Regions from separate parts of the Homo sapiens genome. Here region 2 is linked to region 1. Evidence: chromatin loops called from intact Hi-C (ENCODE). Cell type or tissue: heart right ventricle. All regions are shown on one strand. Links, peaks and the distances in the headings refer to the core of each region. The heading gives the core; the rest is flanking DNA. Region 1 overlaps NXN (nucleoredoxin). Region 2 holds the start of LOC124903894 (a long non-coding RNA gene).

Region 1 (11,396 bases), core at 1,430-9,429:
ATACTTTCTACGTACAGCATTATTGCTCCAATGAATTAATGCCAACAAATGTGCTCGGTATTGCTTCCAGATTCTTCAAGTAACTGTACTCCTTGGAATGGTCAACCCAGTCCCATCTGTCCTTGATTACTTAATTTGCAGTCACCGGGGAGTTCAAAATGACTTTTCCACAGTGAAGATGGAAGCACACCTGGGCAGCAGAACGAGTGATGTGGGCTCAGCTCACAGACCTTCTCACACAGGGATGTAACAGGCGGCAGAAAGAAGGAATTCCCTCCCCGCGAGAAGGCTTGGGAAGGACAGTCTCCATGTTCCGGGAGACTCTGGACTTTAAGGAAGATTCCTTCCTGCTCTAGCTTATCTTTTTTAGCTTTTTTTTAAAGTATTTTTTTTGCTGATTAACTCCACTCTGCCAATAGTGTGTCCTCTCAAAGGACTCCAAGTTCCCACAGTGCATATGTATCCAATTTTATTGCTTTGCACTTGATATACGGCTTTGTAACTGCTCAAGGCATATTTTTGTGAACATTATGTTTCTGTCTCCCATACTCTACCCTAAGCTTCTTAACAATAAAAATCATGCCCTGCCCCTGCTTGGGATTTTTAACTATGACTGCATTAAATCTATAAATTAATTTTAAAGAAATGACATCTTTACAATATTTTGTATTTCTAGCCAGGAACAGTCTGTTTCTCCATTAATGCAAGTCTTCTTTTTTTTTTTTTTTTTTTTTGAGACGGAGTCTCGCTCTGTCGCCCAGGCTGGAGTGCAGTGGCGCGATCTCGGCTTGCTGCAAGCTCCGCCTCCCAGGTTCATGCCATTCTCCTGCCTCAGCTTCCTGAGTAGCTGGGACTACAGACGCCCGGCTAATTTTTTTTGTATTTTTTGTAGAGATGGTGTTTTACCGTGTTAGCCAGGATGGTCTCGATCTCCTGACCTTGTGATCCACCCGTCTCAGCCTCCCAAAGTATTGGGATTACAGCCGCCCACCACCACACCCGGCTAATTTTTGTATTTTTAGTAGAGATGAGGTTTCTTTCACCCTGTTAGCCAGGATGGTCTTGATCTCCTGACCTCGTGATCTGCCCGCCTCAGCCTCCCAAAGTGCTGGGATTACAGGTGTGAGCCACAGGGCCCGGCCAATTTTTTTTTTTTTTTAATGTCTAACCAAAGTTTCATAGTTTTCTCCAACTATAAAAACAAAATATGCACATAAAACATTTCACGTGAGTCTTTCTCCCTCCCCAGATCCCAGTCTGGCCCTCAGGTAATCCCCTCAGTTAAGTAACTTCCAGACGATATTCATGCATATACTTTTTTTTTTTTTTTGAGATGGACAGTCTCACTCTGTTGCCCAGGCTGGAGTACAGTGGCGCGATCTCGGCTCACTGCAACCTCTGCCTCCCGAGTTCAAGTGATTCTCCTGCCTCAGCCTCCCAAGTAGCAGGGATTACAGGCGCCCGCTACCACGCACGGCTAATTTTTCTATTTTTAGTGGAGATGGGGTTTTGCCATGTTGGCCAGGCTGGTGTTGAACTCCTAACATCAAGTGATCCACCCTCCTCAGCCTCCCAAAGTGCTGGGCTTATAAGCGTGAGCCACCACACCCGGCCAAATACTCTATTTTTTAATCCACATTCGGTTGAAAAAAATCTGTGTATAAATGGAACGGTGTAGTTCAAACCAACGTTGTTTGAGGGTCAACCGTATTTGTAAGATCTGTTGAGAAATTCCCAGAAATTGGACTGACAGGTCAAACGGTCCACACATTTTTAACTGTGTTAAAACACTGCCAAAGACACCGCATCAGATTACGCTCCCCCAACCACGCGGGAGAGACCCCGTCTACATCCTTGCCAACACTGTATGTTATCAAATGTTCCTTTTGCCAGTTTAATAATCACATATTTCAAAAGTTGTACTTCTTTAATTGCAAACAGAACCAGGCATCTTTTCATGTTTATGTGTCTTTCTCTGTTCAAATTCTTTACCCAAATTGATTTTAAAAGCTCTTTATGCATTAAGAAAAAAAACAGGCCAGTGGGCAGTGGCTCACACCTGTAATCCCAGCATGAAGATTACATTTGGGAGGCCGATGCGGGCGGATCACCTGAGGTCAGGAGTTCGAGACCAGCCTGGCCAACATGGTGAAACCCCGTCTCTACTAAAAATACGAAAAATTAGCCGGGCGTGGTGGTACGTGTCTGTAATCCCAGCTACTCGGGAGGCTGAGGCAGGAGAATCGCTTGAACCCGGGAGATGGAGCTTGCAGTGAGCCAAGATTGCACCACCGCACTCCAGCCTGGGCGACAGAGTGAAACAAGGAAAGGAGAAAAGAGAAAGGAAAGGACGGAAAAAAGAAAGAAAGAAAAGAAAAATAGCACTTTTCTCTGTCATATACGTTGGAAATATCTTTTCTCACCCTAGGGTTTATCATTTGATCTGGTTTCTGGTATTTTGGACCATATAGAAGTTTTATATTACAGTCATCTCTTTTATAGTCACCAATAAAATCTAGATTAATTCTCTGAACATAAATAGAGGCTAACTTCTTATTAGGAGAAGTAAAATTGAACAGAAAATTCATGAGTCACCAAAAATCCTTCCCGATTTTGTAAAATCTGGAAAAGCCAACAGTTGATCACCAAACCACTGCCAGCTCCCAAATGACAGAACTCATCCACAGAGCACCCCCACAGCCCAGGATGGCCCATTTTCTCCTGGAGTCTGAAAAGTCCATTCGCTTGTCAGTTTTCCAGAGTCTGGGAACCCTTTTTGCCTCTAGCGCTGGCTTAGCTGTTTCAACACAGAAGTGATCACAGATGAAGATGTCGGCCCCTGCCCACAGCAGAGACTCCTCAACACGACAGACAGAGAGCAACAGGCTGAGAAAGGAGAGTCGGTCAGTTTCCCAGAGACATCGTGGCACAACAGAGACCAAAGGAAAAGAGGATAAGGAGGCAGGTTCTCCACCTACCCCCACGTCCCCAGGCAATGCAGAGACCGGGAACCGATAAAGAGGCAGGTTCTCCACCTACCCCCACGTCCCCAGGCAATGCAGAGACCGGGACCCTTCTCAGATGACTTTTCTCTCCTGGCACCTGCTCTTTCTTATCCTTGTAGTAAAAGAGCAGACAAAAATGAAGCAGAAAAAAAATGTGTAAACAATTGCCCTTTCCATCTACACTGGCATAAACTCACTTACTTAAGTGCAAGGACATTCATTATAACGGCGTGTCCTCCCAAACTCGCGGAAGATTTTTATTTTATTATTTATTTTTATTTTTATTTTTGAGACAGAGTCTCGCCCTGTCGCCCAGACTGGAGTGCAGTGGCACAATCTTGGCCTACTGCAACCTCCGGCTCCTGAGTTCAAGTGATTCTCCAGCCTCAGCCTCCCGGGTAGCTGGGACTCCAGACACCCACCACCACACCCAGCTAATTTTTGTATTTTTAATAGAGACAGGGTTTCGCCACATTGGCCAGGCTGCTCTCGAACTCCCAACCTCAAGTGACTCACCTACCTCAGCCTCCCAAAGTGCTGGGATTACAGGCGCCCGCCACCACGCCCAGCTAATTTTTGTATTTTTAATAGAGATGGGGTTTCGCCACGTTGGCCAGGCTGGTCTCGCACTCCTGACCTCAGGTGACTCGCCTACCTCAGCCTCCCAAAGTGCTGGGATTACAGGCACCCGCCACCACGCCCAGCTAATTTTTGTATTTTTAGTAGAAATAGGGTTTTACCGTGTTGGCCAGGCTGGTCTCAAACTCCTGACCTCAGGTGATCCACCCGCCACAGCCTCCCAAAGTGCTGGTATTACAGGCACAAGCTACCACGCCCGGCCAGAAGGAAGATTCTTTTTAAGGCGAGAAGTATGCAATGAGACAGTAGAGGCAAGGTCAAAGGCAAACACCGAGGTCTGTAATTGGTAGCGCAAGCAAGGTTCCTAGAGGAGACAGGAATATACACAATTCAACAAACATGTATGAAATGCTACCTTGTGCTGAGCATCGAACCAGGCGGAGACAAAGATGAGGAGCAGAGACTCGCTTCTGACCTTCAAAGAGTCCACAGTCCATTGAGTGAGGTCATTAACTCAGCAAGCGAGTTAACAGGGAGCGTACCGTGATGTGGGAAGCAAGACTGTTGGGTGTAGAGGAGGCGGAGCTGGATGTGGGGAACCAGGGCTTCCCCTGGAGGAGCTGATGAGTGCGTGGAACCAACAGCACAGGCAAATAAAGCAAGCAAGTGAGATGAGTTTTCCTAAAATATTAAAGGGGGTGAAATCGCAGACACTTGTACTGGAAAAATTTCAGAGTTGATTTTTTTTTTTAGACAAAGTCTCGCTCGCCAGGCTGGAGTGCAGTGGTGCGATCTCGGCTCACTCCAACTTCTGCCTCCCAGGTTCAAGAGATTCTCCTGCCTCAGCCTCCCAAATAGCTGGGAATACAGGCACCCGCCACAACGCCAAGCTCATTTTTTGTATTTTTAGTAGAAATGGGGTTTCACCATATTGGCCAGGCTGGCCTCGAACTTCTGACCTCGTGATAGGTCCACCTCAGCCTCCAAAAGTGCTGGGATTACAGGCGTGAGCCACTGCACCCGGCCAGTTGAGGATTTTATAGTTGAGAATAAGTGGGATTATGATTAGCATGACCTCTAGGAATTCTTTCTCTCTTTCTTTCTGAGATAGAGTCTCACTCTGTCGCCCAGGCTGGAGTCATCTCGGCTCACTGCAACCTCCACCTCCTGGGCTCAGACAATCCTCCTGCCTCCGCCTCCCAAGTAGCTGGGACTACGGGAGTGTGCCATCACACCCAGCTAATTTTTGTATTTTTTTGTAAAGACTGGGTTTTGCCATGTTGCCCAGACTGGTCTCAAACTCTTGGGCTCAGGCAATCAACCTGCCTCAGCCTCCCAAAGTGCTGGGATTACAGATATAAGACACCACACCTGGACTCTAGGAAATTATTTCTAAGAAAGGAGTAAAAGTGAGAATGAATGAGTACATAGTGTAACGCTTCCGAGCTTTGGTGCAGGAGGAAAGTAAATAACAAGGATACCCCAGGGCTGGAAACTTGGCAATAAACCAAGAAGGCAGAGACCAGTTAGTGCAACACTAAAATGCCTGACCACTTATGGGGCCAGAGCTGGGGCTTCCAGGTGAAACTTCCCCTAAAATGGGCGGCCACTTATGGTGTCAGAGCCGAAACTTCCCCTAAAATGGGCGGCCACTTATGGTGTCAGAGCTGGAACTTCCAGCTGCTCCCCCTCTCCCAGTTCTTTTGTCCTTGTCCCTAGAGTTTTGGTCTCCAAGCAATCGGTTCTGTGTTTTTGTTTGTAGGCTCAATTTTAAACCACATTTTGTAAAGGCACTTCTCAAAAGGCAAAGATAAAAACACTGAAGCTCTTAAGAGCGCCTGTCTGGCTGCCAAGCCATTGTTCTACTCAAATGTCGAATGAAAAGGGAGAAACAGAATGATGATTGTATTTGAATTGCTTCCAAGGAAAAGTAACCTCCAGCAAAACTCTAGGCCCACTTTGCTAGAAATCCTGGCACGTCGGCAACAGAAATGGAGGCAGAAAATTGCATCTTTCAGAAAGCAGAGTATCAAACAGGAAAAGCCACAAGGAGTGAGGTGCTGTGAGGTTCCCGTGGTGCAGGATCCATTTTATCCTTTCTACTTCTTCCTGCTGAAAATGAGATTATTTAAAACAATTTAAAAGACAATTTTCCCTGCAAGGGGCCTTTTGGAAATGAGTCAAAGTCAAATCCCTTGTTTTACGTAAAATTAACGTATGACATTTCAAAGTTACCAAACTAAAAAAAAGGAAAATAAATATAAACACATTCCAAAACTTAAAAATGAAGGAGATTTCAGACAGTCCCTCCTGGTAAAATGTGAAATTGCACCCCAGCTGCAGTAGCTACTGTAAATATCCAAGGAATCAGTTTTAAGTGTTTGGGGATCCCAGGGATCCCTGCAAAGCACTCAGGATTTTAACATTAAGCTCACAAATTACAGCAGCTGGCCGGGCACGGTGGCTCACGCCCGTAATCCCAGCACTTTTGGAGGCCGAGGCAGGTGGATCACCTGAGGTCTCCACTAAAAATACAAAAAACTAGCCAGGTGTGGTGGCGGACATCTGTAATCCCAGCCACTTCGGGGGCTGAGGCAGGAGAATCACTTGAACCCGGGAGGTGGAGGTTGCAGTGAGCTGAGGTTATGCCATTGCACTCCGGCCTGGGCAACAGAGAGAAACTTCATCTCTAAAAAAAAATTACAGCAACCAACAGGCCTCTAGGTTAGTTACCACCCTAACCTCTTCGTTGTAAATTTTCAAACCACCTTGAAGGTGGGTATTTTTGGTGGGTCTTTATCTTCATTCATTAATCACATTATCAGACATTCCCTGTGTGTCCTGTTCTGTTATACATGCTGAAGCTACAAATCAAACATCCGCTTTGCCTCCAACAAGATTCCCTGTTCCTAAGTGAACCAAGGAATGAGGTGTTCCACGCCTGAGCTCACATCTTTTTTTTTTTTTTCTGTAGCCCAGGCTGGAGTGCAATGGCGCGACCTCGGCTCGCCGTGGCCTCCGCCTCGCGGGTTCAAGCGATTCTCCTGCCTCAGCCTCCCGAGCAGCTGGGACTACAGGCGCCCGCCACCATGCCCAGCTAATTTTTTGTATTTTTAGTAGAGACGGGGTTTCACCATGTTGGCCAGGCTGGTCTCAATCTCTTGACCTCGTGATCCGCCTGCCTTGGCCTCTGAAAGTGCTGGGCCTCTGAAAGAACAGGCGGGAGCCGCCGCTCACATCTTTACTCATGAACCTAAACTCACAGAGCAGCCCCACACTGTCGTCTGTGGAAACCACACCAGCTCCTCCTCTTCCTTCTGGACCTGCTGTCCCACCCTACGCCCATTTTTTATCTCCACCCACTCTTTGAACTTAGCACTGGTGTCTACAGGCTCGATTCCCAGCTCTCCCACAAGGACGTGGCTCAGACGCACGTCACCATCTCAACCCAATGTAGGCCACCCGCTGCAGGCGAGCTTCCCTACCCAATCCGACCTCCTAGACGGACACCCCAGGTTCCAGCCCTACAAGGGGCGCGTACTGGCACAACAGGCGGGCGTGGCTCTCGCTCCCCAGGAAGGCCTCGCAGAGGTGGGGACAAGGGCGGATGGGAAAGGGGATAAGCGACAGGAGAGGGGGGACTCCCGTTCCAAACAAAGGGGACTGCGTACTGGTGAAGAAGAATGTGGTCTGTATTCAGTTTTGTTGACAAGAACCCCTAATGGATAATAATAAAATGTTTACTGAGCTCGTACTTTATGGAAGACACATGGCTCACGGCAGGGCCCGGCACATCACAAAAACTCACTCCGTATTTGCAGCATAAAGGAAATCTCAGTTTCAGTTTTAAAAGTTGTGTGTCTAAACCAGAAAATAACTCATAACATGATCCTACTAAGAAGATGGGCCAAAAACAGACAAAAGAAACACGAGAACACTCAATATCACCTCCCCCAAAACAACACAGCATTTTCCTCCTGTAATCAAACAATCACAAACCAGGCTGTGCTGGGCCTGGCCGTTGTGCCAGAAACAGCCCCAGAACCCTGGGCCCAAAGGGGTCTGGTCTTGATTAAGATTATTTTCCTTTGTAACGTTCGGTTTGGAGGAAAAGGCGGGAGGGTCGGAAGGAAATGGGAGGAGCGCACGATCCATCAGCGAGTTTCATCGCAGCGTTTCATCTCCTTCGTGAACTGGGCTCAGGGAGGCCGTGACTCCCATTTCCATTTGGCTCCCGAGTCAATCACTCACTTTCATTCCAGCTACTTTTTGTCTTAATTTCTTGACTTAAAAAGGGTTTGGTTGAGGCCGGGCGCAGTGGCTCATGCCTGTAATCCCAGAAAGTGAGGCCGAGGCGGGCGGATCACCTGAGGCCAACAGTTCAAGAGCAGTCTGGCCAACACGATGAAAACCTGTCTCTACTAAAAATACAAAAATTATCCAGGCGCGGTGGTGGGCGGCTGTAATCCCAGCTACTCAGGAGGCTGAGGCACGAGAATCGCTTGCACCCGGGAGGCAGAGGCTGCAGTGAGCTGAGATCGCGCCACCGCACTCCAGCCTGGGAGACAGAGACTCAGTCTCAAAAAAAAAAAAAGGCCGGGGGTGGGGGGGCGGGTGTTTGTTGAATCCTTGGTGAATTTAAGGACTCAGAAAACAAAGTAAGTTAAACTACGTTTCCACAGCCTCCTTCCTCATTAAAAATGTCTCTGCAGCCAGGCAAGGTGGCGTGCGCCTGTAGTCCCAGCTACTCGGGAGGCTGAGGCGGGAGGATCACTTGAGGCCAGGAGTTTGAGGCTGCAGTGAGCTATGATTGCACCACTGCACTCCAGCCTGGGCAACAGAGTAAGACCCTATTGCTTTAAAAAAAAAAAATGTTTCAGCCAGGCTCGGTGGCTCACACCTGTAATCCCAGCACTTTGGGAGGCTGAGGGTGGATCACGAGGTCAGGAGATCGAGACCATCCTGGCTAACATGGTGAAAGCCCGTCTCTACTACAAATACAAAAATCAGCCGGGCGTCATGGCGGGCACCTGTAGTCCCAGTTCCTTGGGAGGCTGAAGCAGGAGAATAGCTTGAACTAGGGAGGCAGAGGTTGCAGTGAGCCGAGATTGTGCCACTGTACTCCAGCCTGGTGACAGAGTGAGACTCTGTCTCAAAACAAAACAAAAAAAAGGTTCTGGAATGATTATTCCAATTAAACAGCTTTTATTACAATACTCTGTCAATGCAGGGCAATCATTCCTTAAGATGCTAGAAAACGTGTTATTGTAACACGAGGAAAAAGCCCTGTAATCTCAGCACAACCAGAAATTAAAGTGGCAGTTTTGGGAGGACGCAGTCAAACGGCTTTCTACAGCACCTCCTCGTATCGTGGGTTACAGAACCTACGTCGTCCTCGGAATCCCCGCATTCGTCCCACGCGGCCCTCAGACACGGGCTCTGGTTCAAGGTGGGAGACAGAGACAACACCAATCAGCCCTTACCAGGCAGTGCGTGGCTCCAGAACAACAACTGAAAATAATATTGGAACGCAGTCCAGAAAATACAACTAGGGGCAGAGCGGTCCGGCACAAAACACCAGGAAACGCTCTCCCTTCCATCATTCAATCTTGGCGGACCACACTGGTATGCGACCTCATCTAGCTACATAGCTACACCTCCCTCTTGTCACCTTGCAGACTGGTATTCACTAACCCCCAGGCCATGGCGGAAAATGTACCTTCCATCTCTCTCTGCCTCAGCCCCCACCGGCACCCTTGGTGCCTTCATCACCCATCCAGAGCAACTACCCACTTCCACGGCCTCCTCCATGTGAGGACCTCCGCCTCCAACTCTCTTCGAGCCACCACGCGGTGCAAATGTTTGTATTTTTGGTGGAGACAAGGTTTCGCCATGTTGCCCAGGCTGGTCTTGAACTCCTGGGCTCAAGCGATCAGCCCATCTCAGCCGCCCAAAGTGCTGGGATGACAAGCACGAGCCATCACGCCCAGTCTACACCCCGAAATCCAACATTACAAACTTATCAATGCTGCCTCCTGTCATCTCCCCCCGCCCCTGGCTCCCGCTTTGACCTGGAGGAATCTGGCAACGTCAACATCAAGTGATTGTTCAAATTCAGCCAAGGGGGCCGATGAGGTGCCCATGTGGCTCTCCTCCCAGCCCCGAGCGCCTGGGGATACCTAGGCCCTCCTGTCATGCCCCAAGGCCAATGTAGCCTTGGGGATGCCGAGCCTGCCTGATCCCAATTCCTCCAGCGTTCTCCTCCCAGGGTTCCGCTCCCTCCCCAAGTGACCAGCCCTCACCAGCTCACTCCAGCTCTGCAGCGTTCTCCCAGGCTCTCAACCCTCGACGCTCATCCAGGTTCATTCGCCATCCGTATGCCCTAGCCCAGGGTGGGTCTCATCAACTGTACCCTCACTGGCAGCACCCAGGACGTTCTCAATGAGGTCTTCATTCATACCGCCTTGCCAATCGCCCTCAAAATCACCTGGAAGATTCCACCGTTCAGGAAGCCTTTTTTTTTTTTTTCCTTTGAAACAGAGTCTCGCCCTGTTGCCCAGGCTGGAGTGCAGTGGTGGGATCTCGGCTCGCTGCAACCTCTGCCTCCCGGGTTCAAGCGATTCTCTTGCCTCAACCTCCCGAGTAGTTGGGATTACAGGCGCCCGCCACCATGTCCGGCTAATTTTTGTAATTTTAGTAAAGACGGGGTTTTGCCATGTTAGCCAGGCTGGTCTTGAACTCCTGACCTCAAGTGATCCTCCCACCTTGGCCCCCAAAAGTCCTGGATGACAGGTGTGAGCCACCGTGCCCAGCCTCTATGTGACCTTTATATGTTTCTTAACCTCTTTGTGACTCAGTTTTCTCATTTGTAAAATAAAGAGAAGAGCATCTATATCACAGCTTTGTAGTGAGAGTTAGACGGGACGGCGTTCAGCCACCCTCAGAGCAGCGGCTGGCACACAGGGGAGCCCCTTCCTCTGCTCACTCCTTCCTCTTCCTCCACCTACAGGGTCAAGTCTTTACCACTCAAAAGGTAACTGTTTATCCCCAGGCAACCTCTATGTTCCTCTGGCTCAGCCCCAAGCTCCCTGACTCACCACAGCCTCCTCCTACCCCGGCTCCCTCTCCGCACTCACAAGCCGGCTCTCAGCGGGGCCACCAACAACACCCAGCGGAACCCGTCATCTTGTTCCGGTCCACGGCGCCCCCTGAAACTGCTGCTTTCCATCTTTTCCTCGAAACGCTTCCCGCACCTCTCCTGGCCCCTCTGCATCTGTGGCTTGTCCTTGGTCCCCTACGCCAGCCCCTCTGCCTGCCCCTGAATGCTGGGGGTGATGGTTTCACCCTTGGCTTTCTCCTCCTGTCCCGAAGATGAGTCCATCTGCTCCAGCACGCTAGACAACACCTGGCCGGCCCAGGCTCTCATCCTCACTGCCCCTGGACAACACCTGGCAGGCCCAGGCTCTCATCCTCACTGCCCCTGGACAACACCTGGCCGGCCCAGGCTCTCATCCTCACTGCCCCTGGACAACACCTGGCCGGCCCAGGCTCTCATCCTCACTGCCCCTGGACAACACCTGGCCGGCCCAGGCTCTCATCCTCACTGCCCCTGGACAACACCTGGCAGGCCCAGGCTCTCTCCCTCATTGGCCACTGGCATCTCTTCTGGGCTCTACCTGCCCGCAGTCTCACCTGTATCCCAAGGGAACCTCAAACTCAACATTTCTAAAATTGAGGTTACCGCCTTCCTCCAACCTGCTTCTCCCTCTGTATTTCTTATATAGACTGAAGACATCGCTGTCAACCCAGCTC
Region 2 (10,408 bases), core at 424-8,423, 68 kb before region 1:
AAAACGGTCATTCCCTGTCGCTTTGGGGAATCTGCTGCAAAAACACGCCTGTCCAGGCCATCATACGTCCCGTCCCGCCCCTCCTTAGCTGGAAGGTGGAGACCAGGCGGTGGAGACCAGGCCATTCTACGTGCCGTCCTGCCTCTCCTTAACTGGAAGGTGGAGACCAGGCCATCATACATCCCGTCCTGCCCTCCTTAGCTGGAAGGTGGAGACCAGGCCATCCTACGTCCCATCCTGCCTCTCCTTAACTGGAAGGTGGGAGACCAGGCCATCCTACGTCCCGTCCCACCCATCCTTAGCTGGAAGGTGGCGGCCAGGCCATCACACGTCCCGTCCTGCCCTCCTTAGCTGGAAGGTGGAGACCAGGCCATCATACGTCCCGTCCTGCCCTCCTTAGCTGGAAGGTGGAGACCAGGCCATCACACGTCCCGTCCTGCCCTCCTTAGCTGGAAGGTGGGAGATGTCACCAGTTCACCCTAACCCCAGCCCATCCACTCCTGTGGCTCGGAACAAGCTATGAGGCGATCGCATGTGAAGGCCAATGAAAGGACTTTGCAAAAAATACAAATATATGGTAGGTTTCTACGTACAAGGTTTCTTTTTTTCTTTTCTTTTTTTTCTTTTTTTTGAGATGGAGTCTCCTTCTGTCACCCAGGCTGGAGTGCAGTGGTGCGATCTTGGCTCACTACAACCTCCGCCTCCCAGGTTCAAGCGATTCTCCTGCCTCAGCCTCCTGAGGAGCTGGGATTACAGGCACCTGCCACCATACCCGGCTAATTTTGGTATTTTTAGTAGAGACAGGGTTTCATCATGTTGCCCAGGCTGGTCTCAAGCTCTTGACCTTGTGATCTGCCCGCCTCGGCCTCCCAAAGTGCTGGGATTACAGGCATGAGCCACTGCACCCAGCCTGTTTTTTTTAATGAAAACAAAAATCCATGCCAAGATGCCTGAAAACAGACCTACCCCCAGGAGACAGGGTCAGTGCAGGTGCCCGAGGACAGGACACCAGGGCTCATCCCAGCACCCCAGAGCTCCAGGCTGATTTTCTAGTAATTTCCAACATAGCACTTGACTGACACGTCCAGCACAGACTCACAGCACGGGAGAGAACTCCTAGGACCAGCTGCTACAGTGAGAAGCTCCAGTGAGAAAGGTCAACTTCATAAACTATGGGAACACGGGAGGTGATCCACTGAATTGAGAGTGAGAGAGAATTCCACCCTTCTAGAGAGAATTCCACCCTTCTAGAGAGAATTCCACCCTTCTAGAATCCTACCATCATCAATCACCCTTACAGACTCAACATCCGAGAGAGAATTCCACCCTTCTAAAATCCTACCATCATCACCCTTAGGGACTCAACATCCAAGAGAGAATTCTACCCTTCTAGAATCCTACCGTCATCACCCTTATGGACTCAACATCCGAGAGAGAATTCCACCCTTCTAGAATCCTACCGTCATCACCTTTAGGGACTCAACATCAGAGAGAGAATTCCACCCTTCTAGAATCCTACCATCATCACCCTTACAGGCTGGACATCCAAAGACCATCTCACCTCTCCCTCATAAGACGAGGCCCTTCAGGGTCTACATCTTAGACCACTTTGTATCTTCAGTGCCTTACACGTGAGAGATACTCAATAAATGGGGATGCTGATGATGACAGTCAGGCCAATCAGCTGGATGCTGATGTGTGCTACCAGCTCCTCACATTTGACCTGGAGACACAGCCTGAGCCATAGGCAGGCGGATATTCCATTTTCACACATTTGTCATGGTTCCTCAGCAGAAAAGAAACCAGGCAAATACGCCGGGTGTGGCGGCTCACGCCTGTAATCCCAACACTTCGGGAGGCCGAGGAGGAGGCCAGGCGGTCAGGAATTTGAGACCAGCCTGGCCAACATGGCAAAACCCCGTCTCTACTAAAAATACAAAAATTAGCCGGGTGTGGTGGCTCATGCCTGTAATCCCAGCTACTCGAGAGGCTGAGGCGGGAGAATTGCTTGGAGGCCAGAGAATCACTTGAGCCTGGGAGGCGGAGGTTGCAGTGAGCCGAGATCACACCACTGCACTCCAGCCTGGGGGACAGAGCGAGACTGCATCTCATAAATAAATAAATAAGGTTTTAAAAATTAGGTGTTAGGAATAATGCTCACAATTTTAAGGAAATTGCCAGGCACGGTGGCTTGTGCCTATAATCCCAGCACTTTGGGAGGCCAAGGCAGGTGGATCACAAGGTCAGGAGTTCAAGACCAGCCTGGCCAAGACAACCCCATCTCTACTAAAATTACTAAAATTAGCTGTGGTGGTGGGCGCCTGTAATCCCAGCTGCTCGGGAGGCTGAGGCAGGGAATTGCGTGAACCCGGGAGGTGGAAGTTGCAGTGAGCCAAGATCGTGCCACTGCACTCCAGCCTGGCGACAGAGAGAAATTGTCTCAAAAAAAAAAAAAAAAAAGAAAAGAAAAAAGAAAAAAAATTTTAAGGAAATTGAACACACGAACAAAGGACTTTTAGCAAAGCAGTTTTATTTTTGCACAGAGGGGTGCCCCTTTGGCCAGTCGCCATGAGAGCACACCTGAACAAAGGGGCACAAAAGCCTTCATTCCTGACACAAGTCCTGCCCCTGTACCCTTTTTTTATTGGCCGGAGTCGGGTCTTATAATATAAACTAATCCCAGTTGGATAAACATTTGATTTTTTTTTAGATAGGGTGGGTACGTTAAAGAAAAGTGGAGGGAAAGGGGAAGGGGTGTCTGTAATGAGCCAGAAAGTTAGTCTTTCTTTAAATAAGGAAAGGAATGTGAGCTGGTACTGATAACGCTTGGTACTGTGGCATGCTGGGCACTTAACAAAGGCGAGAAGGGAAAAGGAGAAAAAAGGAGAAAAATGGTGGGGGTGGAGGGGTACAATGAATTAAAGAATAAAAGATTGATCAGATTATTTGAAGAGAAACCTCATCATATCCCACATAGTCAAATCATCTCGAAACTTTCCGCAGCTTCTGGTAGATGAGGAATGTGACTACGTAGCGCCTACCGCCCCAAATGCTATTATAAATTCCAAGTCGGCAGGGTGAGCTTTTCCGTGTCCGCTCTGCAAAATGAACAGAAGAGCAGGAAGTGTGGTTGGTGGGAACCACGGAGATGTTTGTCATCTCGGCACCGTCCGTACCTGTCCCCCCGCGGAGCCACTAGCACTCGGCACAGCTCCCTTCTCAATTTCCTATTTGATTGTTATTTCACAAGGGCTTTTTTTTTTTCCCTTCTCGGCTGCGTGGAAAGCTCTGTTTCTTGGCAGAACTTTCCAGTGCCCAGTTATAAACCCCGTGTTGATCACTTTCCTGCTTCAGGAAGTCCCCACTGAGCCCTGGGCCAAATGACAAGGAGGGGAGAGGAAATATTTACAATGATGTGAGAAACTCCCAGCCTGGAAAAAGAGATCAAAGAAAAAAGTCAGAAGGGACCGTTCTGCACGGAGCCTGGCACGTGAAGGCTTTCTCTAAATTGGCCTGGACCGGTCCACAGCGGTAATGTCACCTCACTGGGAATCCGGCAAGCCAGGCGTGTCCACAGCTCTGCAAACAGCCTCAGCCCCACTGCCACGGACCAGCCACGTCCACAGCAAAAGGAATCGTGTCCGACACTAAGAAACTGTGACCACCCAGTACCAAAGATGCCTTTATATAGAAACGGACTGTGGCTTGCATTCTTTCCCTCCACCAGCTCCTGAAATGAAAGGGTTCCGTCACACAATGAAATAAGTAACAGCAGGGAGAGAGAGAGAGGGGAGGTAAATTGTTTGGAAAGTAGAAGACAGGGTGGAAAAGATGAAATTCAAGACAGATGTGTGAGACCCGCAAACATATGTCTTTGAATTTATGCATCCAAGTGATTGATGTAGAATAAGAAAAAACAGCTACAAGCCCAATAAAGAAATAAATATAGGAGTAAATACAGAACAAAGTATCACGTTCCCCACTTCTTCCAGACCAACATCAATTCTCGTCTCTCTTTCTGCTACATAAAGTTGTTACAAAACGGGGCGAGTGAAGGATCGAAGATGAAACACTACGAATTAAGCAGAGGTTCTCTGTGGTCCCTGACACCCTCAGGAGGACGTCAACCCCTGACGATTCATTTCCAATTACTGAACGTTGATTTCCTGTTTTGTTTTTTTTTTGAGACGGAGTCCTGCCGTGTCGCCCACGCTGGAGTGCAATGGCACGATCTCGGCTCACTGCAACTTCTGCCTCCTGGCTTCAAGCAATTCTCCTACCTCAGCCTCCTGAGTATCTGGGATTATAGGCACCCACCACCACGCCCGGCTAATTTCTTTGTATTTTTAGGAGAGACAGGGTTTCACCATGTTGGCCAGGGCTGGGCTCAAACTCCTGACCTCAGGTGATCTGCCCGCCTCAGCCTCCCAAAGTGTTGGGATTACAGGCGTGAGCCACTGCGCCCAGCTGATTTCTTGTCTCTAAAAGGTACTGCTACGGCTTAACACGAGCAGGATTTAAAAAATAGTAGCATTTGCCAGGTTCGTGCCTGGTCATTAAGAAAAAATAAAGCAGGAAATTTAGATGGGCGTTTCCATCAAAACACAAAGTCCAAGGCTCTGGCCGGAAAGCCATTTTTACAATGCAGTCAGTATTCGTGCATGTCACTTTACTTCCAAACAGCGAACTCAAAGGGGCCACCACACGATTGGTTCCAAATGCCTCCTACTGAGAGACACAGGCAGCTTGCCTCCTGGTTACCTTCTCTGTTTGCAGATTCAGAAGCTAACAAGAAAGCGGACAGCAGCAGGAATGGCCCTGGATGTCAGATGCATCAGACAGAGAGGCTGAAGTGTGGTCTGAGGACAGATCGCCAGGGGTGGTGGAGATGACGGAGGTTTTTCTGGATAGGCCAAGTACCTATCCACTGCTCAGCAGGACGTCGGCTCCATACCACACATGTGCCTGGTCCTTTTTCATCAATAAACACTTATTGAGCATCTCAAACCTACCAGGCATTTGTGCCAGACGGTATGGGGTCAGATCAAGACAAAGGTCTTCGCCTTCGAGAAAGGAAGGGAGCCTGTCTGGTATGTAACAGGCTCCGGCTTCCTCTCTAGACCCTCCCCTGGGACGGCAGTCCCCACCCCACCCACACCCTTTGTTCCACGGCAGGCAATCATGGTGGGTGTGCACGCTTGATCTAAGACCAATCACGCTCTCTCCTGGAAGTTCAGAAAGTGGATACAAAGACGGATTCACTAAGACCAGAGCTTCCCAGCTGGGCGCAGTGGCTCACGCCTGTAATCCCAGCACTTTGGGAGGCCGAGACAGGTGGGTCACCTGAGGTCAGGAGTTAGAGACCACCCTGGCAAACAGGGTGAAATCTCATCTCTACTAAAAATACAAAAATTAGCTGGGCGTGGTGGCAGGTACCTGTAATCCCAGCTACTCAGGAGGCTGAGGCAGAAGAATTGCTTGAACCTGGGAGGCGGAGGTTGCAGTGAGCTGAGATCGCACCACTGCACTCCATCCTGGACGACAGACAAAAAAAAAAGATGGGAGCTTCCCAACCAGCGTGCTAGGAGCAGGCTCCAGGAGGGCACCGCACTGGCCCTCTCAGCCTCAGGGGCCGCTGGACTCCCTCTTCCCTCCCTCCACGTCCTTGTCCTCTGGCGGCCAGCTGCCTCATCCCTTTACCTCCGCAGACAAGCAATCATCATTTCCTAAACGTGGCAGGATGCAGAGCAGGTAGAGGAGTGCTGAAGAGCTGACAGTGGAGGTGAGAACCATAAACTCACGTCAAGGGCAGGCAGGGGTCGCCTTGCTGGGCCAGGGACAGCAGAGAGAAATGGAGCTGACGGAGAGGAGGACAGATAAGGAGGGGCAGGAGAGACACCAGAGTCAGAGAGGAGCGAACGAGAGAAGCTGCAGAGCCCCCAAGGAGCCCGAGAGCGACCTGCTCCTGAAACCCCAGGCTGGTCCCTCCGCATCCCAGCTGGGTGCCGTTCCTGCATCTGGAGGCCCCTGTGATGAAGGACTGTGTTCGGAGAGTCTAACTCAATCCACCTAAGGCAGCTGGAGTCCATTTCTGCTCCTCGTAAACAACTCCTAACTAAGACAGGTACGTGGGTCTGTGTGTGTGCGTGGAGAGTCCAAGCACATCACTAAATCCTCACTGCTTAGAACGCCAGAAAAAGAAAAGCAAAATCACCTGACGGACGCTCTCAGCCCTTTCAAATCCCTTTCTCACGGATCATTCTTCTGTCTTCCCCACGAGCCCCAGGGCCTGGGGAGGAGACACCTGCTCCTGCTCCCACGAGGTACGAGGTACGCAGAGGAAGGAGCAAGATGATGCCTTCAGACAAGGGAGCAAATGAGCTTCCCGGACCTCCTGCTTCCTGCAGCCAGCAGCCCATTTCTTAAGTGGGAGCCTAAGATACACAAACGTTTCACATGTGTGTGGACATGAGAAAAGTCAGTCCACTGCTCCGACCTGTGGGTCCAAGGAAGGTGGCCGTGAGCAAACTCACAAACTTGCCAAGAAATGCCATTTTGTGAGTTCCCAAAGTAGGGCTCTTCCTCTGGGAAGGTTTTGCAAGCTCACTGTCTCCAGTGGGGCTGGGGGGCACCCAGTTTTGCTCACTCGCTCTCTCCAGGGGGGCGGCGTGGGGGCCCCGGGAGCTGAGTCAGGAGGGACGAAGGCGGGAGGTTTCTTCTGCAGACAAGATGAATGGCCACACGTCCCTTAGAGCACACTCCCGAGGTAGAATCACACACATGATATTCAGAAGCAGGCACAGTACATCTTCCCCAACTTTAGTTTTCAAAGGCAGTTCAATGAGGGGGCTGCCGTTGGCGGACACTCCCCGGCCAGGTGTGTGCTGGTTCCAGATGCCGCCAGTGCCACAGAACCAAGACGGGCAGAGGGTGGAGTTTCTGAGGCGGCAACGAGACTTGACCTTCTCCTCCAGGACAGAAACGTCCCAGTGAATCAGACCCGGACGATGCCACTACTCACTTGCTTAGGAAACTTAAAACTGCTGAGGCCTTCGGAACAGAAACCACACACAAACAGCTTCTCCGTCGGGAGCACAGCTTCCTGGGACAGGCTGACCGCTTTAAAGAGCATGATAATCCTGTCAACGTTTAGCAGAACCGAACTGCTAAACATCAACACGTTTCAACCTGGTCTCCAGACCACCCAGAGAAAGGTCTGTGTCCAAAAGCCGGGGGATGCGGTGGGGAGGCCGGGGCCCAGCAAGCCTGAGCTCCGCTTGCCACTTGGCTCCAGCTCCACCCAAAGTTCCCCGGCTGAAATGAAGACGCCAGGACAAAAGACAGCGCAAGCCTCTGCCTGCTCCCAGGGGCAGCCTTGGGCTGCAGACGGGAGAGAAGATGCTTAGAAGGCATGAGCGGGGGACGGGAAGCAGAGGGGCTGAGGGGCTACAGAATGAATCTGAGGTCACTGTGTCCGCCGGCCACAAGAAAGGGCAGGTGGAAAGAGCAGGGTGGCAAAGTCAGCCAGGCTGGGAACATCCCTTCACCTCTTTGAGAAGCTACTTCCGCTGCACACTGGGAGAAACCAGTGCTTGCCTCATAGGCTTGCTATGATGAAGCCAGATGTGAAATCCAGATGGCTGCTCCCAGCACCCAGTTTCCAAGCTCAGGCGTCCACATGTATCATTTACAATTTGCGCCCTCCTCACTCCGATGCTTATTTACTTATTTTGCTTTGAATAGACTCCTTCAAAAAATTATTTTGAAAGGAAACTTTATATTGCTATTGTAAGTGGAGAACCAGCACCACTCGCCATAAATAGAGGCTAAGTGTCAAAATGAAAAGAACAAAGAACAAGCCATTATTACAAGTGATCTGTCTCGCGTTGCCTGCGGAAAGCGGAGGTCGGCTTTCTCTATGGAAGGGAGATTAGCAAGTTTTCCAGTGGTTTAAAGATGGCGCCACAGCGAGACTTTCTCCTGATCTAACCAGAGACTTGAAATGGAGAGTGGAAAAAGCTGGAAAAAGCACGCTGTAGCTCAATTAGGGGCGCCAGTCTCAGGAACGGCCCTGCCACCCTAATCCCTCAGGTCCTGTGCCAACGGAGGCAGCAGTGAGAAAAGGGAGCTAGAATCCTGTGGCCCTGGCTTATCCCTGCATGCCGGCCAAGGCCCCGCAGCCTCTAGAAGGCTCTTGGCCAAACAGCAATCCCTGCTGGCTTAGTCCCAGCTCTTCTGCCATCCGGGGGCATCCGGATGACACCTCCTCACAAGTCCCATCAGCGAGAACCTGCCTCAGCCACAGCCTCAGCCTCAGCCTCAGCCACAGCCTCAGTCGGGGCGTCTCCAGCAGGGAACCTCATTAAGCTCCCCACTGACCAGGACGTGGGCCACAGGATCCCTGGGACCCCCCGTGCCCACAGCTGGCATCTTGCTCCCCAAACTCAACCCTGTTTTCTCTCTCCTTTCTACCTCCAGAAAAAGTCAGGATGGATTATGTAGACAGACTTGCCTCTGAATGTCCATACTGACGTCCAGAAAATTTCAGGGGAGGGGAAAAAAGAAAACCCAACACTTCCTTTCCTTTCCAGCTCCCAGAGCTCCGAGTTGGTGTTGGATTTGGATACGGGGCTCCTGGAAGCGGATATGGAGCAGAAAGTAGGGCTGGGTGGGTGGAGGAGGGAGGCAGGACCCCCGTCTGCTCTCTGAGTCAGCCCGGGCTATAGAGTGGGGCCAGGTCCCCCTGCACGGTTGGGATTATGCGTATGCCAAGCCTAACCGTCCTGTCCTTACAAAGGAGGCCTGGAGCTCCCTCCAGCACAAATCGCAAATTGGGAAGAAAGAGCTTGACCAGAAGTGTTTAATGCAGCATTTCCTCAGGACCACTGTTTCCCCAGGATGCCTATTTCCCCAGGACACCTCAGAGTCCCAGGGACTCATGCAGATTTCCAGGCCCCACCTCTGACCCACTGGATCTGACCCAGGGGATGAGACCTAAAGTGTAAATTTTTTCTTTTTTTTTTTGAGACAGAGTCTCACTTTATCACCCAGGCTGGAGTGCAATGGCGCAATCTCAGCTCACTGCAAGCTCCACCCCCTGGGTTCAAGCGATTCTCCTGCTTCAGCCTCCTGAGTAGTTGGGACCACAGGCGCCCACCACCATGCCCGGCTAAAAACATAAATGTTAAGAAAATTCCCAGCCGGGCACGGTGGCTCACGCCTGGAATCCCGGTACTTTGGGAGGCGTGGATCACCTGAGGTCAGGAGTTTGAGACCAGCCTGGCCAGCACGGTGAAACCTCGTCTCTACCAAAAATACAAAAATTAGCCGGGTGTGGTGGTGCACGCACGCCTGTAGTCCCAGCTACTCGGGAGGTGGAGGCAGGAGAATCGCTTGAACCTGGGAGGCGCATGTTACAGTGAGCCGAGATCACGCCACTGCCTTCTAACCTGGCTGACAGAGTGAGACTCTGCCTAAAAGAAAAAAGAAAGCTCTCAGGTAACTCAGGCCCACTGAAGTCTCTTTCCCACAGGGTGTCCCTCTGTCCTTACTGTGTGTCCCTCGCCCCAGCTAATTCTTCCTCACCCTGCAGATATGAGGTCAAACATCAGCTCTTCGGGGGAGCCTTCTCTGCCCAGGACCTCCCTCCCAAGTTTAGACCAGGTGCTGTATACATGTCCAAGCCCTAGTACTCTTCCTTTACAGTACTTCTCACTATTTCTGTTATACACATATATATATATATATATATATTTTTTTTTTTTTTTCCAAGACGGAGTCTCACTCTGTCGCCCAGGCTGGAGTGCAGTGGTGCGATCTCGGCTCACTGCAACCTCTGCCTCCCCGGGTTCAAGTGATTCTCCTGCCCCAGCCTCCCAAGTAGCTGGGATTACAGGCACCCGCCACCACACGGCTAAGTTTTGCATTTTTATTAGACACGGGGTTTCTCCATGTTAGCCAGGATGGTCTTGATCTCCTGACCTCCTGATCCACCCACCTCGGCCTCCCAAAGTGCTGGGATAACAGGCGTGAGCCACTGCGCCCGGCCAATTTCCATTCTGTAGTTGTGTGACTTGTTGAATCATGTGTGTCCCCCCACTGGACTACAAAGCTCCACGAGGCCAGGGAGATACTTAGCTCACTCTGCTTCTGGCATCAGGCATGGCACAAAGTAGGCTTGCAGTAAAAATATCTGTGGATTAAACGAATGAATCTGGAATAGCTGCTTCTAATTCCCGCTTCCCACCGTACTCGCTCTTCTCACTAAGGTTTTCTGGACACCTGAAAGCAGGTACTTCGAAGGAAAGATCCTGCCGCTAGAATATTTTTCAGTTAGACAGATATAGAACGATCCCACCTGCTCACCTGAGTGGAGATTTAAGAGTTTAAAATTTCAGCCGGGAGCGGT

Evidence for each region. Peaks named below come from ENCODE experiments on the same cell type or tissue, not always from the same donor. Only the 100,000 strongest peaks of a DNase experiment are listed, where the experiment ranks them.
Region 2: a loop joins it to region 1, with 2.9 times the contacts of the local background. A loop is called at or near these places in 6 of 110 quality-filtered maps.

What each region holds. Positions count from the first base shown.
Region 1 is chr17:910,624-922,019 of GRCh38, forward strand. The region is part of intron 1 of NXN (nucleoredoxin); the gene reads right to left. It overlaps LOC101927727 (a long non-coding RNA gene), which reads left to right. Exons shown (of 2, transcript NR_135633.1): 2 at 71-589. Among named protein-coding and RNA genes, the nearest start is that of NXN, 63 kb to the right of the region's middle. RefSeq lists an enhancer at 7,906-8,423. In heart right ventricle, for the core only: no CTCF peak of the experiment used is centred there; DNase peaks (open chromatin) are centred at 5,221 and 5,437; H3K4me3 peaks cover 2,033 bases; H3K27ac peaks cover 4,729 bases.
Region 2 is chr17:843,972-854,379 of GRCh38, forward strand. All of the region lies in intron 1 of NXN (nucleoredoxin), which reads right to left. LOC124903894 (a long non-coding RNA gene) reads right to left here and starts at 9,049. Exons shown (of 2, transcript XR_007065574.1): 1 at 6,215-9,049; 2 at 2,514-3,098. RefSeq lists enhancers at 6,457-7,031, 7,687-8,187. In heart right ventricle, for the core only: no CTCF peak of the experiment used is centred there; no DNase peak of the experiment used is centred there; H3K4me3 peaks cover 3,466 bases; H3K27ac peaks cover 4,727 bases.